2 separate regions of the Homo sapiens genome follow, and region 2 is linked to region 1. A link is an interaction called in ENCODE POLR2A ChIA-PET data of the cell type or tissue named here. Cell type or tissue: Caco-2. All regions are shown on one strand. Links, peaks and the distances in the headings refer to the core of each region. The heading gives the core; the rest is flanking DNA. Region 1 overlaps IL6ST (interleukin 6 cytokine family signal transducer). Region 2 has its middle 30 kb from the start of IL6ST-DT.

Region 1 (2,500 bases), core at 1-2,500:
CTCGTAAAAATATTTATGTGTACGTGTGTGTGTGTGTGTGTGTGTGTGTATGTGTGTGTGTGTGTGTGTATGAATAATACTATCCCAGCTGTCCCCCTTACTAGCTGTAGGACCTTGGTCAGTCATTTTCTGTACCTCAATTTCCTGATCTATGAAATGGTGATAATAAAGGCCACTACCTCCTAGGGTTATTAGTGAGGATTAAAGAAGTTAATATAGAGGCCAGGCATGGTGGCTCATGCCAGTAATCCAAGCACTTTGGGAGGCCGAGATGGGTGGATCATTTGAGGTTAGGAGTTCAAGACTAGCCTGGCCAACATGGTAAAACCCCGTATCTACTAAAAATACAAAAATTAGCCAGGCGGTAGTGCCGCACGCCTGTAATCCCCACTACTCAGGAGGCTGAGGCAGGAGAATCGCTTGAGCCTGGGAGGCGGAGGTTGCAGTGAGCCAAGATTGCACCACTGCACTCCAGTCTGGGTGACAGAGTGAAACCCTGTTTCCAAAAAAAAAAATCTGAGCTTGGTAGCACATGCCTGAAAGTCTCAGCTACTTGGGAGGCTGAGGTGGGAGAGTCACTTGAACCCGGGAGGCAAAGGTTGCGGTGTGTGGAGATTGTGCCACTGCACTCCAGCCTAGGGTGGCAGACTGAGACCCTATCTCAAAAAACAACCAAAAATAAGTTAATATAGAGGAAATATTTGGACAGTGTTTGGCCTACAGTAAGCATTATAAAAATGATAGTTACTGCATATTTATTATAAAGGTTATTGTTGTCTTTGAATAAAAGTTTCTTTATGAAAAAAATAAACGTAATATACCAAAACCAATCTGACTACAGTGGCACTCATACTTACTTTGATCTGAACATCATTTTTATAAAGTTACGTAACTATGTGGTAGCTGAGATATACCCTTGTTTCATGTTGAGCTAGTGATCAGTGAAAATTCTCAGGTGGTTTTTACATGAGTTACTCTTAAACTAGTTCTCCCTCACCCAATGTATATTTCTTATTACCTAAATAGGATATATTTCCTCTGTTGCTAATTTCATTTTATCAGTTTTAGCCTGGTGTTCTACTCTTTCAGCATAATTTTAAATCCCAACATTTTCATCCGAAGTGTTGGCAGTTGTTTGTAGTCCTGTCCTCTGCTAATTTGATAAGCATGTGTGTCTGTCTTTTCCCAAGTTGTTGATTAAAATGTTGAAAATAACAGGACTGCATTAGCTACCTGTTGCTGCCTCACAAATACTCCAAATCTTCAAGGCTTAAAATGATAATAATACCTCTCATGATTTGTATAGGACAAGACTATAGATAGGCAGGCACAATCAGACGTATTCATCTTTGCTGTACAATGTCTGGGGCCTCAGCTGCAATATTCAGACTGGGGGCTGGAGTCATCTTCAGACTCCTTCGCTTATATGTCTGTTGTTAATGGTATCTGCAGGCTGAGGGCTTTGCTGGGGCCATTGTCCAAAACACCATACGTGGCCTCTTTTTATGGCCCTGGCTTTCTTACAATGTGTGGCTGGGTTCTAAGGGCAGATATCCCGGGAGAGAGAAAGAAAGCTAATTGGAGTCTGTATTCTTTTAATGATCTAGCCTCTGAAGTCTCATAGCACACTCCATTGGCTGGAGTGGACACAAGGCACCCATACAGATCTGATGTGGTTGGGGGAAATGCAGTCCCCACCTCTTCATGAAAAGAGTATGCGTGACATCGTAAGAAAAACGTGGGATGGGATAAATATGTAGGTGTGGCCATTCTTAAAATACAGTCTTCTCCAAGGATTGAGGGCATGCACTTCAGCATATTCTACTTAAGACTATCCTCTAATTGACTTTTTTCTTAAGTCAGTTTTTTTATATATGGGTAATCAAATATAAATTTGAGTATGAACCTATAAAAGTAGCAAAATATCAGCAATTTCATAATGTTCATTGTAATATCGGTTATAGTATATTCTTTTTTTTTTTGCTTTTTTTCTTTTTTTTTGAGATGGAATCTCGTTTCGTTGCCTAGGCTGGAGTGCAGTGGCACAATCTCAGCTCACTGCAACCTCTGCCCCCCAGGTTCAAGCAATTCTCCTGCCTCAGCCTCCTGAGTAGCTGGAATTACAGGTGCAGGTCACCACGCCCGGGTAATTTTTGTATTTTTAGTAGAGACGGGATTTCACCATGTTGGTCAGGCTGGTCTAGAACTCCTCATCTCAGGTGATCCATCCACCTCGGCCTCCCAAAGTGCTGGGATTACAGACGTGAGTCACTGCGTCCAACCCAGTTATAGTGTATTCTAATTCACATTTCTTCATCTTGCCCTATAAACATTCAAAATAACTTTATCAGATACCTTTCTTAATTAAAATACTTTCTTTTTACAATTTAATCTCAGCCTGGTAGCCCTGTAAAATGGGATTAATTTGACATGGGATGGTATTATTGAAGCTGTGTCTCACTTTGAAAAACGGAACATTTGCCCCTTTTTTTTCGAGACT
Region 2 (16,574 bases), core at 6,932-9,431, 52 kb before region 1:
ATGCATGAGATTAATGTCAATATATAAAGAGCTCCAACAAATCTATAACAAGAAAACACCAGCCACAATTAGGAGAAGTCAATGGAAATGAATAGTCAATTCACAGACATGCACACACACAAATTAGCCAATAAACATTTTTAAAGTTTATAATCAGTAGTAATTAGAGAATGCAATTTAAGGCAACAATGAAGTACAGTTTTTCACATGTCATATTAGAAGATAATTTTATTAATGTAATAGACTAGCCTTTATTGAGTACCTGTAATATATTATTTTAAACTTCATAATAACTCTATGAAGTAGGCAGTATTACTATGCCCATTTGAACAAAGATAAACCAAGATATAGAGCAGCTAAGCAACTTTTCCCAATCCACACAGCTAGGAAGTGGTCGAGTTGGAATTCAATTCTAGACAGGCTGATTCAGAAGTCAGATCCCAGTGCTACACTAATAGGCAAGAGTCTATCCAGGAGGACGTAGTGAAACAGGCACTATTCTACACTGCTGTTGCTGGAATTAATGGTAATGCCTCTCGAAAAGCAATTTGACTTGAAGTATTAAGGCTCTTTCATAGTAACTCCACTTCTAAGAATCAATTCTAAGGATCTTAGAATTAGAAATAGATAATCATGTTAAGAATATTTATTGGACAGCCATGGTGCCTCATGCCTGTAATCTCAAAACTTTGGGAGGCCAAGGTGGGAGGATCACTTTAGCTCAGTAGCTCAAGATCAGCCTGGACAACATAGCGAAACCTCCTCTTTACTAAAAATTTAAAAATTAGCCAGGTGTGGTGGTGCATGCCTGTAGTCCCAGCTACTTGGGAGGCTGAAGCAGGAGGATTACTTGACCCTGGGAAGTCAAGGCTGGAGTGAGCTATGATAGTGCCACTGTGCTCCAGCTTGGCTGACAGAACAAGACCCTGTCTCAAAAACAAAACAAGGCTGTGCACAGTGGCTCATGCCTGTAATCCCAGCACTTTGGGAGGCCAAGTTTGGGCAGATCACTTGAGATCAGGAGTTCGAGACCAGCCTGGCCAACATGGTAAACCCCATCTCTACTAAAAATACAAAAATTAACTGGGTGTGGTGGCACGCACCTGTAGTCTCAGCTACTCGGGAGGCTGAGGCAGGAGAATTACTTGAACCTCAGAGGCAGAGGTTACAGTGAGCTGAGATGGCACCACTGCACTCCAGCCTGGCCACAGAGCGAGACTCCATCTCAAAAAACAAAACAAAACAGAACAAAAATGTCTTTTATAATGAGAAAAAGCCAATGAACCTTATATTGTTTTGAGAAAATTATTTGGAACATTATTTTGAGCCACTTTTACTCTTTTGGGGAGATAAATGGAATACCAGTTAGAGATACCCCCCCAAATCTTATCTACTCAAACCTAAGAGCAGTGGTAGTGGCCCTTGATCATTTCTGTCCAAGGCAGAGCTACTGTGAAGGAAAAGGGCCGCAGTTCTGTCTTGGAAATAGAAGAGAGAGGTTTGGAAACTACCTGGACTGCCCAAGCTGTAAGCAGAAAACATCTGCAAACTTGGAGCTCTACTGGGAAAAGATAAAATATATCAGCTTTCTGTCTTTTTGTTTAAGACAGAGTCTCACTCTGTCACCCAGGCTGGAGTGCAATGGTGTGATCTTGGCTCACAGCAACCTCCACCTCCCGGGTTCAAGCAGTTCTCCTGCCTCAGCCTCCCAAGTAGCTGAGATTACAGGCATCCGCCACCATGCCCGGCTAATTTTTTGTATTTTTAGTAGAGATGAGGTTTCACCGTCTTGGCCAGGCTGATCTCGAACTTCTGACCTCAGCTGATCCACCCTCCTCTGCCTCCTAAAGTGCCAGGGTTACAGGCGTGAGGCACCGTGCCTGGCCTGCTTTCTGTCTTAAAAATAATTTCATTGGATAAGCACAGGCAAAGCCTGAGTAAGATATGTTTATACTTTCTGATCATTTTTTGATACGTAATTATGGGGTACATGTGATATTTTGTTACATGCATAAAATGTGTAATGATCGGGTCAGGATATTTAAGGTATTCATCACTTTGAGTCTTTATCATTTCTATGTGTTGGGAACATTTCAAGTCCTCTCTTCTAGCTATTTTGAAATATGCAATACATAGTTGCTAACTATAGTTACACTACTCGGCTCTTGAACATTAGAACTTATCCCTTCTATCTAACTGTATGTTTTCACCATTAACCAACCTCTCTTAATCCTCACCACCCACCCACACACTCTTCCCAGCCTCTGGTACCTATCATTCTACTCTACCTCCATGAGATCAACTTTTTTAGCTCCCATATATGAGTGAGAAAATGCAATATTTATCTTTCTGTGCCGATTTATTTCACTTCACATAATGACTTCCAGTTCCACCCATGTTGCTGCAAATGACATTATTTCATTCTTTTTATGGCCGAATAGTATTCCATTGTGTGTGTATATATATATATATATGTGTGTGTGTGTGTGTATATATATATATATATATATATATATATATATATATATATATATATATATATATACTACATTTTCTTTATCCATTCATTTACTGATGGACACTTAGGTTGATGCCATATCTTTGCTATTATGAATAGTGCTTTGATAAAGAAGTACAGGTATCTTTTTAATATACTGATTTCTTTTCCTTTGAATAAATACCCAGTAGTGGCATTGCTGGATGCTATGGTAGTTCTACTTTTAGTTCTTTGAGAAATCTCTGCATTGTTTTCCATAGTGGTTGTACTAATTTACATTCTCACCAGCAGTGGAGATGAGTTTTCTTTTCTCCCCATCCTCGCCAGCATCTGTGTTTTGTTTTTGTTTTTGTCTTTTTAATAATGCCCATTCTAACTGGGGGAAGATAATATCTCAGTGTGGTTTTGATTTGCATTTTCCTGATAATCAGTGAGTGGCGTTGAGCATTTTTTCTTTTTTTCTTTTCTTTTTTTTTTTTTTTTTGAGATGGAGTCTCGCTCTGTCGCTCAGGCTAGAGTGCAGTGGCGCGATCTCGGCTCACTGCATCCGCTTCCTGGGTTCACACCATTCTCCTGCCTCAGCCTCCCGAGTAGCTGGGACTACAGGCGCCCACCACCATTCCCGGCTAATTTTTTGTATTTTTAGTAGAGACAGGGTTCACTGTGTTAGCCAGGATGGTCTTGATCTCCTGATCTCATGATCCGCCTGCCTCAGGCTCCCAAAGTGCTGGGATTACAGGCATGAGCCACTGCGCCTGGCCAGAGATGGAGTTTCACCATGTTGGCCAGGCTGGTCTCGAACACCTGACCTCATGATCCACCTGCCTTGGCCTCCCAAGGTGCTGGGATTACAGGCGTGAGCCACTGCACCCGGCCTTATGTATAATTTTTTAACCAGATGCTTTGTTTCATCAGCTCCAGGTTAGGCAAACACAAGTAGCTCTGGCCTGCAGTGAAGCAAGAATTCTTAATGCATTCTTCAAAGTTCTCCTCCTAGCAAATTCAGCAGGCCTCTGAAAGTTAATCCACAAATTGGGAAACTTTTATAACCTAACACATACAAAGGTATATGCCTGAGATTTTAGAGAGCCATGATCTCAACAAGTTTCTGTTCAACCTTTGGAAAGTCCCTGGAGTTCTGTTCTCTAACTGTATGAGGGCTAGATGACCTCTAAGATAATTTCTAGCCAAACAGCCTGTGACCATAACTGTCAGGTCCACTTAGTTCTTGGCTTAAATTTCCACATTGAGTCTGTCTGCCCAGGCCAAGTATACATGAAATTCAACATTTCTCCACTTCTCCCTGAGCACCTTTGAAGAGCTGTTCTGTCCTTGCAGCTCAAGGGGGTCCCTACACCAAGGCCTGCTCTTTAGAGGAGACTCTAGCTTTTCTCTGGTTGCCTTTCTTCCTCACAGACCAAGGAGTCTGCAGGGGTGTGTCCCCCAGGAACCAGCCCCACACTCACTGTCAGCTCAGGCTGCCATAACAAAGTACCACAGCCTGGGTGGCTGAAACAACAGAAGTGTATTTCTCACAGTTCTGGAGGCTGGGAAGTCCAAGAGCAGGGTGCCAGCATAGTCCATTTCTGGTGAGGACCCTCCTCCTGGCTTGCAGGTGACCCCTTCTCACTGTCCTCACATGCCTTTCTTCAGTGCCTGTGCATAGACTGCTCTCTGATGTCACTTCCTATAAGGACACTAAGCCTATGAGATCAGAACCTCATCCTTATAATCTCATTTAATCTTAATTACTTTTTTAGAGGCCCTATCTCCAAATACAGCCACACTGGGGGTTAGGGCTTCAACACAGGAATATTGGGGGACACAAACATTTAGTCCATAATACTCCACTTCAGAATGCATTCCTGGACTCTGGAATTATTTATTTATTTATTTATTTATTTTAGACAGAGTCTCACTCTGTCACCAGGCTGGAGTGCAGTGGCGTAATCTCAGCTCACTGCAACCTCTGCCTCCTGGTTCAGGCTATTCTCCTGCCTCAGCCTCCCGAGTAGCTGGCACTACAAGCGTGTGCCACCACACCCAGCTAACTTTTGTATTTTTAGTAGAGACAGGGTTTCACCATGTTGGCCAGGATTGTCTTGATCTCTTGACCTCATGATCTGCCCGCCTGGGCCTCCCAAAGTGCTGGGATTATAGGCGTGAGCCACTGTGCCCGGCTGACTCTGGAATTTCTTTTGCCGAAAGAGCGCACACCAACTTCCAGAGCATCTACCTGGCACTTCCCTGGAGATTTCCAGGTAGCACACTGTTACCACAGGTATGTGTATGGGACGGGGGCTGGGGAGCCCTGGATACTAGGGCTGGGTGCAGGAAGAAGCTGGGTAAGAGAAGTAGCTGGAGGCCAGAACCCAGTGTCCAGGGGCTGGCTCCCTCTGTTCCTCCCACCTCTGGTGTGGAACTCTAAAAATTCTACATTTGAACCTGAACCTAGTTTGCTATGAAGGTATATTTGTCAAGATAGGAGAACAGAAAACATTTTATTTAAGAGTTATTTAACTTGATGTACAACTTCTAAGTATTTAAAACACGATAGGTGGGCCTCATTTGTACTCTCTCCTAGTGTGCTATGGGAAAGAAAAAGAAATTTGCATCTGAGGCATGCAAGCCCCTTTAAATTATCATGCCCAGAGAGGCATTTGAAATGTGACAGGACTATCACTCTTCCCTCAAGCTAAAGAATCACCTCTTTTATTTTGAGATGGAGTCTCACTCTGTCTCCCAGGCTGGAGTGCAGTGGCATGATCTCAGCTCACTGCAAGCTCCGCCTCCCGGGTTCACGCCATTCTCCTGCCTCAGCCTCCCGAGTAGCTGGGACTACAGGCGCCCGCCACCATGCCCGGCTAATTTTTTGTACTTTTAGTAGAGACGGGGTTTCACCGTGTTAGCCAGGATGGTCTCGATCTCCTCACCTCGTGATCCGCCCACCTCGGCCTCCCAAAGTGCTGGGATTACAGGCGTGAGCCACTGCGCCCGGCCCAGGAATCACTTCTTGAAGCCACTTGCTATATGAGCTCTAGACTGACACAAAGGAGCCAAAAAATGCCATATCCTGGACACCATAACTCATAGCCTACAGTTCAGCAATGTATAGCCAATCACTATTCAGTGTTATTCCTGTAAACTAATGAGAATTCCTGATGAACAACTTTTGCATTCAATCCCTTTTCCGGAGCTGTCCTTTTTTCTTTAAAAACTGGAGCCTCTGCCAGGTGCGGTGGCTCAAGCCTGTAATCCCAGCACTTTGAGAGGCCAAGGTGGGTAGACCACCTGAGGTCAGGAGTTCGAGACCAGCCTGGCCAATGGTGAAACCCCCATCTCTACTAAAAATACAAAAATTAGCTGGGCGTGGTGTCAGGTGCCTATAATCCCAGCTACTTGGGAGGCTGAGGCAGGAGAATCACTTGAACCCGGGAGGCAGAGATAGCAGTGAGCTGAGACCGCACCATTGCACTCCAGCCTGGGCAAAAGAGTGAAACTCCGCCTTAATAAATAAATAAATAAAAATAAAAATTGGAGCCTCTCATTTATTCCCTGGAGTACTTCCCGGTGTTTCCCAGGCACCTGTCCTCAACCTTGGCCCCAAGTGATTAGGTAACTTTTACAAAGTAAGTGGCAGAATTGGGATTCGAACTAGACAATTTGGCCTTAAAATCCTCCTCTTAACCATTATAATATTACCTCCTTAAATAAGAACTAATATTTATTGACCACTTTTATACCTGACCACCTTTATACTAGATCCTGTGCAACTGCTGATACTATGACGTCAGTATTATTGTTTCTCCATTTTCCAGTTGAGGGAATTGTAGTTTAGGAAGGTTAAGAGATACATCCAAAAATACGCTCCTACCAAGCCATATTGGTAGATTCCAACACAGGTAATCTGATTCCAAAGCACAGGCTCTTAAGTGATTCCAAAGCACAGGCTCTTAACTAGACCAATTGGGCTTGCTCAACGGCCTTTCCTTGAAGGAGAGCTCACAGGTGGTAAGGAGGGCCTAGACATATCCTTGGGTCAGATGGTGACATTTGCCACAGAGGAAATTCATCTATGCTCAATGAAGAAATCAGCTGTTTTGAGTAATACAGCAATTTGAGGAAGTTAAATGGATTAAGATTACAGGTTGCGTTTCGCATTGGGAACTGTACTTGCATTTTTAGTTCCTGTGGCTTGAAATGAAATCCCAGAGTGAATCATTACTATCACATTCTGACTTGAAGCATGTCTTCAGGCCTAGTAAGAGTGATTTACTCCTAGGGAATTTATGAGCTATTTCTATCAGGTGACCTCTGAAGCAATCTAACTCCTTGGATTTGTTTCAGGCAAATTCAACATGATCCCAGTTTCTTTTTTTTTTTTAATTTTTTAATTTTTTAATTTTTTTGAGACAGAGTCTCTCTCTGTCGCCCAGGCTGGAGTACAGTGGCGCGATCTCGGCTCACTGCAAGCTCCGCCTCCCGGTTCACACCATTCTCCTGCCTCAGCCTCCCGAGTAGCTGGGACTACAGGCGCCCGCCACCATGCCTGGCTAATTTTTTGTATTTTTAGTAGAGATGGGGTTTCACGGTGTTAGTCAGGATGGTCTCGATCTCCTGACCTCGTGATCCACCCACCTCGGCCTCCCAAAGTGCTGGGATTACAGGCGTGAGCCACCATGCCCGGCCCCCCAGTTTCTTATAATATAATAATTATTGCCATTAGAATGAAGTTTGACTCTGTATGAAAAGTTTGTCAACTAGGAAGCTTCTTTCATAATAAAACAGTACTCCTGCTTTAAGACATTGTTCAAATCCTCATTAATATGCTTAAAAGCTGGAAATATGATGATTCACATGATGTCCAGAAGCACGTATCATCCCACCTACAAAGATTCTTCTCTAAAGATTCTATGAGCTGACCGGGCGCGGTGGCTCACGCCTTGTAATCCCAACACTTTGGGAGGCCAAGGCAGGCGGATCAGGAGGTCAGGAGATTGAGACCATGCTGGCTAACACGGTGAAACCCCGTCTCTACTAAAAATACAAAAAAAAAAAATTAGCCAGGCGTGGTGGCAGGCGCCTGTAGTCCCAGCTACTCAGGAGGCTGAGGCGGGAGAATGGCGTGAGCCTGGGAGGCGGAGCTTGCAGTGGGACGAGATCGTGCCACTGCACTCCAGCCTGGGCAACAGAGACAGACGCCGTCTCAAAAAAAAAAAAAAAATTCTATGAGCCAGGTACAGTGGCTCATATCTGTAATCTTAACACATTGGGAGGTCAAAACCAGCAGATCACTTGAGCCCAGGAGTTCAAGACCAGCCTGAGCAATATATGGTGAAGCCCCATCTCTACCAAAACAAAAAAACAAAAATTATCTGGTCGTAGTGGCACATACTTGTCATCCCAGCTACTCAAGAGGCTCACTTGAGCCCAGGAGGCAGAGGCTGCAGTAAGCCGAGATTGCACCACTGCATTCCAGTCTGGGTGACAGAGCCAGACCCTCTCTCAAAAAAAAAAAAAAAAAAAAAAAAAAGATTCTATCAGCGCCAAAGGGGTCACTGAAGGACCAAATGGATCAGTGGATCAGAAAACCTCACTCTTCTGCCCCTACTGTGGTGACCGAGAGTCACCAGACATCATGCCATGATGTCATCAGAGTTATTTACTATCCTAGTGGTGGACCTGCTGGATTACCAGGGAGACATCTTGGCTCAAGGTTGCTTTTAGTGTTTCCCAGCCCTTCTGTCTAATGCAAGGCTTTGTTTGCTAATCTTCACTGTCTTTGAAAACTTTATTTGATTATGGGGAAGAGTTTGCCTGGAGTAGGTTAAAATATAAACTCATAGTCAACACAAAAAGAGCTTTAGCTCAAGGAGAGAAGATGGCTGACCACATGGTGTGATTTTTCTGGGAAGGATCCTGTACCTCAAAAAGAAAATCATGAACAACCTCTGCCCCTATTCCCAGATTCCTTTCTAGTTAATGTCTAACATTCCTATCATAGCACTTTAATTTCTTTAGCTAAACAAAGCTCCCTACACCTGCTTATAGATATAATGTTCTTTTTATCAGAAAAGAAGGTATCTAACTCAATTATATTCAGATTATCATTTCAGAATACTACAGGTTAGATTAGGACAGTGGTTCTGAAATTCAACATGCATCAGAATCACCTGAGGGCTCCTGAAACCCTAGATTGCTGGGTCACACCCTGAGAGTTTCTGAATTAGTAGGTCTGGAGTTAGGCCCAAGAATTTGCATTTCTAGTAAGTTCCCAGGTGATGCCGATGCTGCTGTTCTGCAGACCACCCTTTGAGAAACACTGGATTAATGGTTCTCGAGTTTTTTTCTCCACACTCCAACACACCTGGGGGCAGCACACCAGGATTAGGACACACTCCTGTCAGTAATTCAGGATTGCCGGGGCAGTGATCCTGGCTGCACCTTAAAAGTACCTGGAGCTTTAATACAATATCAGCAGGATTATATCCCAGAACAATGAACTCAGAATGCCTCTTAGAGGTAGGCTGTATACCTGGGCATTTTGTGAATGTTCTCCAGGTGATTTTAATATGTAGCCAAGACTGAGAACTTTTGCTAGAATGAGATCCTGGGAGACGGGGGAGATCCATATTTTGACAACCTCCCTTCAGTTATTTTTATTTTGTTTTTATTTTTTAAGTTTTTCTGAGACGGAGTCTTGTCTCACTCTGTCACACAGGCCAGAGTGCAGTGGCATGATCTCAGCTCACTCAAACCTCTGCCTCTGGGTTCAAGCGATTCCCCTGCCTCAGCCTCCCAAGTAGCTGGAATTACAGGCATGCGCCACCTCGCCTGGCTAATTTTTGCATTTTTAGTAGAGATAGGGTTTCACTAGGTTGGCGAGACTGGTCTCGAACTCCTGACCTCAAGTGACTTGCCTACCTTGGCCTCCCAAAGTGCTGGGATTATAGGCATGAGCCACCATGCCTGGCTCCCTTCAGGTATTTTTAATACATCTCCTTCAAATTGCTTGAACCCGGGAGGTAGATGTTGCAGTGAGCCAAGATCACACCACTGCACACCAGCGTGGGCGACAGAGCGAGACTTTGACTCAAAAAAAAAAATATCCTTCATAGGATAATACTTCTTCTGCTCATTTTGTAACCAAGTTGAAAATTGCTAGCTAAAAATGTCCAAAAGTTAAGGCTAGACATGTCATTCCCAAAAGCTAAATGGTCAAGGTCACATTTCTAGAATCTCTTTATGATGATCCTTTCTCTTTTTTCTGTAATTGGGAAGGAGAAGAATAATTAGTAAGCTGCGAGCTGCAGGAAGAAGAAAGAGCTGAAATGAACATGGTAGTTTCTCTTTTGGCCTTTTCCTCTGCCCCCTTTCTTACCCCTCCACCTTCCTTCTGTACTTGCCAACACCTAGACCAGAGGGAGGCCTGAACCCCATTCGCTGAGACAGAAGACCTGAAGCACCAAATAATTTTTGCAATCTGAGGCCTTTTGGCATCAAAGATGTAGAATCCAGAAAGAGGTGGGTGCTGTGGAAGGGGAGCTCTGGGTGGGCACATTAAAGGACCCCCGTCTCCCAGAGAGATCAGGAACCAAAGGTATGTGTCCTCTTATACCAACTGGCTCAAGATCAGATATTGCTAAACAACGACCCCTGAAACCTAAGGTCCTCGTTGCGATATCGACACTACACTCCCTAAGTGACTAAGGATAAGGCATCTAACTTCCTGGAATCTCAAGTCTGCCTACATATGCAATAAGGAAAATATGCTACCCTATCTACCAGAGAAGTATTGTGAGATCAACTAACCTGTTCTTAGATAATTCTAAAGCAAATTAGCAAACAAATACGCTATATTCTCTGGGTTAAAAATATTGCCGTTTTTAACTCTGTAATACTTCACAGCACCTAATTCCACCTTTATAAACACTCAGGAATTCTAGACTTAATAATTCTATAGCTATAACTTTAATACATGCACATATAATTCAGCCTTCTGCATAACAAGCAATCCATAAATATTTATTGACTAAATGATAAATGATTAATCAATTGATTGAATTAAGGCATTTTCAAAATCAGATACACCGCTAATAAAATCACAAGCTGTTATTCTAAATAAATAACTCAGTGACAATTTCCCAAGCTGAATTAATTACTATGATCTACAACAACCCTGCATTAGAGATATTAAATATGTGAAATAAGTAATAAATTTCTAAATTAATCAATTTACTCATGGCTAGGTTTGAGGCAATAAGTAGAAGCCAAAAAATGTGCCTATCATGTTAATGAGATCCAGTGCTCCTTGCTGTGCTGTGACCAGAAAAATGTCCCCAGACTCCCTGCCTACCCTGCCTGCTCTGCTTTCTCTTGTTTTCCATGGCAGTCAGCATCTTCCAAAGTAGTACACTGTATATAATTGCCTCTTTTTTTTTTGAGACGGAGTCTTGCTCTGTCGCCAGGCTGGAGTGCAGTGGCGCAATCTTGGCTCACTGCAACCTCCACCTCCCAGGTTCAAACAATTCTCCTGCCTCAGCCTCCCAAGTAGCTGGCACTACAGGCGCACGCCACCACGCCGAGCTAATTTTTGTATTTTTAGTGGAGATGAGGTTTCACCACGTTGCCCAGGATGGTCTCGCTCTCTTAACCTCATGATCCGCCCACCTCAGCCTCCCCAAGTGCTGGGATTACAGGCGTGAGCCACCACGCCCAGCCTATAATTGCCTTCTGTTTTATGTTTACTACTTGTTTTCTGTCTCTTCCCTCCAGTATATAAGTACCGTGAGGACAGGCATTTTTGTCTATTTTGTTCATTGATATATCCCAGCTTTTAAATATATGGCACATAGTGGGTATTCAATAAATATTTGTTGATTTAACACATGAATAGATTAATGAATAACTTTACACCCCCAAATCTATCATCTCACTACTATCCAGTGTTCAGATGCCCCACACCCAACTTGAGGGTCTAGATAAGACCTTAGAGATGATCTAGTTCAGTAGTTTCCAAAAGGTCCTTTAGTAAGTGACAGTTTTCACCAGGCCTTAAAGGAAATGTGCATGTATATTTGCCAATTGTCATCCTGAAATTCTGTTGTTCTTCCTTTTTTTGGTGTTAAATGTTTTTATTTGGTAAAATACTCGTGAGAGTAGATGGTAACTGGTGGCATGTGTTTGTGTGTATGTGTTTTCCTGTATGTTAGGAGAGGTATGCTACAACTCCTTACAGGTAAAGAGATAAGGAGACTCAGGCTTAGAAAGAGTAGGTGACTTCCCAAGAGCCACTTAGCTCATCACTTATAAAGCTGGGATTTAAATTCATCTCTTCTAACACTCAGTCTAACGTTTTTTATACAGCGTCAATTTTTGAGTACGAAGTTATGTGTACTAGGGCAGGTTTCAAATACAGAATTCATTTTACCATTAAACCAACTAGCTCTTGGAGTTAACATCTTATCTCCCTTTTTTTTTTTTTTTTTTTGGTTTTTGTTGTTGCTTCTTTCTTTTTTTGGAGTTCACACCTGCATGGTGAAATATTGGTTCCTCTAAACATTCGCACTTTTTCGTATGTTTCACACTTGGTAATCCAAAAGCCTACTGGATTACAAGGCCCAGAAAAAAAGCTCATCTTAAAAATATGCATATTTTATGTGACAACAAGTTTAACCTGCATATAATGTGTTTTCTGAAAAAGCAAAACCAACACTATATTATGTGTGGCCCACAAGAAGATATGGAATTCAGCTCATAGAAAGTAATGTTTTAATATATTCTGCATTAATCAGAATTCACTTAAAATATTATGTTCAGTTCTAGACATCATCATTTTGATGAGGTAGACACAAACTGATGTGATCTCAAAGTGGGCAGCAAATTGGAACAACAATCTGGAAATTGTATCAAATAAAGAAAAATGGAACTCACCATGAAGTTTAATTTTTTTTTTTTTTTGAGATAGAGTTTCACTCATGTCGCCCAGGCTGGAGTGCAATGGCGTGGTCTCGGCTCACTGCATCCTCTGCCTCCTGGGTTCAAGTGATTCTCCTGCCTCAGCCTCCCGAGTAGCTGGGATTACAGGTGCCCACGACCATGCCAGGCTAATTTTTGTATTTTTAGTAGCGACAGGGTTTCACCATGTTGGCCAGGCTGGTCTTGAACTCCTAACCTCAGGTGATCCACCACAGGCATGAGCCACTGTGCCTGGCCTGTGAAGTTTAATTTTAAAGAATAGATGTGTTAGGATTGGCTTGATAGCTGAGAAATGTGGTATAGAAAAGGCAGTACAGGCTGGGTACAGTGGCTCATGCCTATAATCCCAGCACTTTGGGAGGCCAAGGCAGGCAGATCACGAGGTCAGGAGATGGAGACCATCCTGGCTAACACAGTGAAACCCTGTCTGTACTAAAAATACAAAAAAATTAGCCAGGCCTGGTGGCGGGTGCCTGTAGTCTCAGCTACTCCAGAGGCTGAGGCAGGAGAAGGGCATGAACCTGGGAGGCAGAGCTTGCAGTGAGCCAAGATCGTGCCACCACACTCCAGCCTGGGTGACACAGCGAGACTCCATCTCAAGAACAAATAAATAAAAAAATAAGAAAAGGCATTACATATAGCCTATCTCAGTCTACTCATATTGCCATAACAAAATACCACAGTGGTGGCTTAAACAGCAGAGGTTTATTTCTCACAGTTCTAGAGGCTGGGAAGTCCAACATCAAGGTTCCGGCCAATTTGGTTTATAACGAGGGCTCTCTTCTTGGTTTGCAGATAGCCACAGTTTCTCACTGTGTCCTCCCATGGCCTTTCCGTCGAGAGATCCCATTCTTTTTTTTTTTTTTTTGAGACAGAGTCTCGCTCTGTCACCCAGGCTGGAGTGCAGTGGCAATCTCGGCTCACTGCAACCTCCAGTTCCCAGGTTCAAGCAATCCTCCTGCCTCAGCCTCCTGATTAGCTGGGATTACAGGTGTGTGCCACCACGACTGGCTAATTTTTGTATTTTTAGTAGAGACGGAGTTTCACCATGTTGGTCGGGCTGGTCTCGAACTCCTGACCTCATGATCCACCCACCTCGGCCTCCCAAAGTGCTGGGATTACAAGCGTGAGCCACTGTGCCTGGCCAAGATCCCATTCTTATGAACTCATGTAACCTTAATTACCTCCTAAAAGGCCCATCTCCAAATACAGTCACGTTGGGAGTTAGGGCTTCAACAAATCAATTTGAGGAGGGTACAGTACAGTCTATAGCATAGTCTATAGTCCTCTAACACAAACTGTACTGGGAGACACTGTGTAACTCACTGTAAGAAAACTAGCTAAAGCGGTTCAACAATAAAACCAATGCCACCCCTCCCCGTCAGGCTGCAGCTTCTCTATTACTGGAATTAATAATTCAGTTTAAAGAACCCTCTCTCTCAGGGATGTTGAGGAGGTTCCTACAATGAATGTAAGTTTAGAACAGAAGACCGCTAGATCTCTCTAACTCAAAAATTTATCTCTACCATATAAACAAAACAATTCTACCATATTTGAACTTTTTAAATGTTGCTATTCTATTAGACTTACCCCAAATTGTCCTTATCCTGAAGGATTGGAACCATATGTGGTTATTTTGGCATAAGAAGAAAATCTAATAAAAGGTTTAAAACAACAACATTAAAAAATTCTTGGATTAACTAAAATTTCACAATTCATGCTGTTGCAAAGAGCAGTGAGACGTTTATGATTCTCATCTGGATTGTGCTTGGGTTTGTGATTTTTTGTGGGGTTGGGAGGAAGTGGTTTAAGCAAATTCTTAAGTGGCATCCCAAACTGCTTGCAATCAATTTCTGAAGAAAGACCTTAAAGAGATTACATCTAATTCCATGACAAGATTGGAGGTATCTAATATGTAAGATAATTTCAAACTTAGTCTTTGGCAACCTTTAGGTAGAAAAAAACAAGAAAAAGAAACTAGATTAAGAAAGAAAAACAAAAATATGTATTCACTATTTGCTCTCAGAAATTACATGGCCTCTACTAAGATTGCCAGATATAGTTAGTTTTCAATAAAAAACTCTTAGTTCTGGATGAACCAGAAATACTTGGCAACAAACACTATTTCTGAACTCTGTTTAACTGTGACCTGCATTATAACCAAAGTGTGTTTTTGGTTTTTTTTTGCAGCCAAGGTCTCACTCTGTCACCCAGGCTGGAGTGCAGTAGCACAATCAAAGCTCACTGCAGCCTGAAACTCCTGGGCTTAAGTGATCTTCCTGCCTCAGCCTCCCAGATAGCTGGGAATACAGGCGCCTGCTATTTTTTTTTTTTTTTTTTTTTTTTTGGTAGAGACAGGGTCTTGCTATGTTGCTCAGGCTGGCCTTGAACTCCTGGCCTCAAGCAATCCTCTCACCCTGGCTTCCCAAAGTACTGAGATTGCAGGTGTGAGCCACTATGCTCAGCCATGACCAATGTTTTAAAACTATGATAGTTTAGCTTAATACACGTTTCACATTTTTGTAAAACTATAAGTCAATGAACTTAAGACATAAAATGAATTAGTTGCAATCAATGCCTTATTTTTTTATAAATCAAATCATGCTATTAAGAATGTTAAGCAAAAAGGATAGCAAAAGCTATATTTATAAGAATAGTTTCCATATAAATTAAAAGCAATGCCCTTAAAACACATCAGTCAGGATACTTAATGTGAAATATGATTGATACTGATGGCTTTTTTCTCTGTCTCTTATAGATCCTTGGACAAGGAAAAAAGAAGAGATCTCCCAATTGGAATCACACATTTTATTGACCAATACTGGTTCACTCTCCTGTGTTCACTTGTAGTGAAAGAACCTTGACTTGAACTCAAAGCCCTGTGTGGTAAGGTGATCACATAATTTATATATGAAATAACCGGCCGGGCGCGGTGGCTCACACCTGTAATCCCAACACTTTGGGAGGCCAAGGCGGGCGGATCACGAGGTCAAGAGATCGAGACCATCCTGGCCAACATGATGAAACCCCGTCTCTACTAAAAATACAAAAATTAGCTGGGCTTGGTGGCACATGCCTGTAGTCCCAGCTACTCGGAAGGCAGAGGCAGGAGAATCGCTTGAACCCAGGAGGCAGAGGTTGCAGTGAGCCAAGATCGTGCCAATGCACTCCAGCCTGGCAACAGTGAGCCTCCATCTCAAAAAGAAAAGAAAAGAAAAGAACCAGAACACTTTTGACAGTAAAGGGGGACATAATTACACCAGCTCAGCCAGGCAAACCAGGACATTTATAGGAGACCATGGATTGATACCCCAACATCTATTCCACCTCAATTAATTATCCTGCAATAGTGGTCTTGAAAGTTGCGGTCCGGGAGCAATGGCTCACGCCTGTAATCACAGCACTTTGGGAGGCCAAGGCAGGCGGATCACAGGGTCAGGAGTTCAAGACCAGCCTGGCCAACATGGTGAAACCCAATCTCTACTGAAAATAAAAAAAAATTAGCTAGGCATGGTGGCACACACCTATAATCCCAGCTACTCAGGAGTCTGAGGCAGGAGAATCGTTTGAACCCCGGAGGCGGAGGTTGCAGTGAGCCGAGATCACGCCACTGCACTCCAGCCTGGGTGACAGAGCAAGACTCCATCTCAAAAAAAAGGAAAAAAAAAAGGGGGCCGGGCATGGTGGCTAACACCTGTAATTCCAGCACTTTGGAAGGCCGAAGCGGGCGGATCACAAGGTCAAGAGATTGAGACCATCTTGGCTAACATGGTGAAACCCCGTCTCTACTAAAAATATAAAAAGGCCGGGCGTAGTGGCTCACGCCTGTAATCCCAGCACTTTGGGAGGCCGAGGAGGGCGGATCACGAGGTCAGGAGATCCAGACCACGGTGAAACCCTGTCTCTACTAAAAATACAAAAAAGTTAGCCAGGCACGGTGGCGGGCGCCTGTAGTCCCAGCTGCTCGGGAGGCTGAGGCAGGAGAATGGCGTGAACCTGGGAGGCGGAGCTTGCAGTGAGCCGAGATCGTGCCACTGCACTCCAGCCTGGGCGACAGAGCGAGATTCAGTCTCAAAAAAAAAATAAAAAAATAAAAATA

The links. Peaks named below come from ENCODE experiments on the same cell type or tissue, not always from the same donor. Only the 100,000 strongest peaks of a DNase experiment are listed, where the experiment ranks them.
Region 2: POLR2A ChIA-PET joins it to region 1 with 10 read pairs; 8 of 35 experiments call an interaction of 5 or more read pairs at or near these places.

Annotation. Positions count from the first base shown.
Region 1 is chr5:55,972,506-55,975,005 of GRCh38, reverse strand. The region is part of intron 3 of IL6ST (interleukin 6 cytokine family signal transducer); the gene reads left to right. Among named protein-coding and RNA genes, the nearest start is that of IL6ST, 21 kb to the left of the region's middle. In Caco-2, for the core only: no CTCF peak of the experiment used is centred there; a DNase peak (open chromatin) is centred at 1,495.
Region 2 is chr5:56,017,143-56,033,716 of GRCh38, reverse strand. No RefSeq gene overlaps it. Among named protein-coding and RNA genes, the nearest start is that of IL6ST-DT, 30 kb to the right of the region's middle. In Caco-2, for the core only: a CTCF peak has its summit at 8,063; a DNase peak (open chromatin) is centred at 8,136.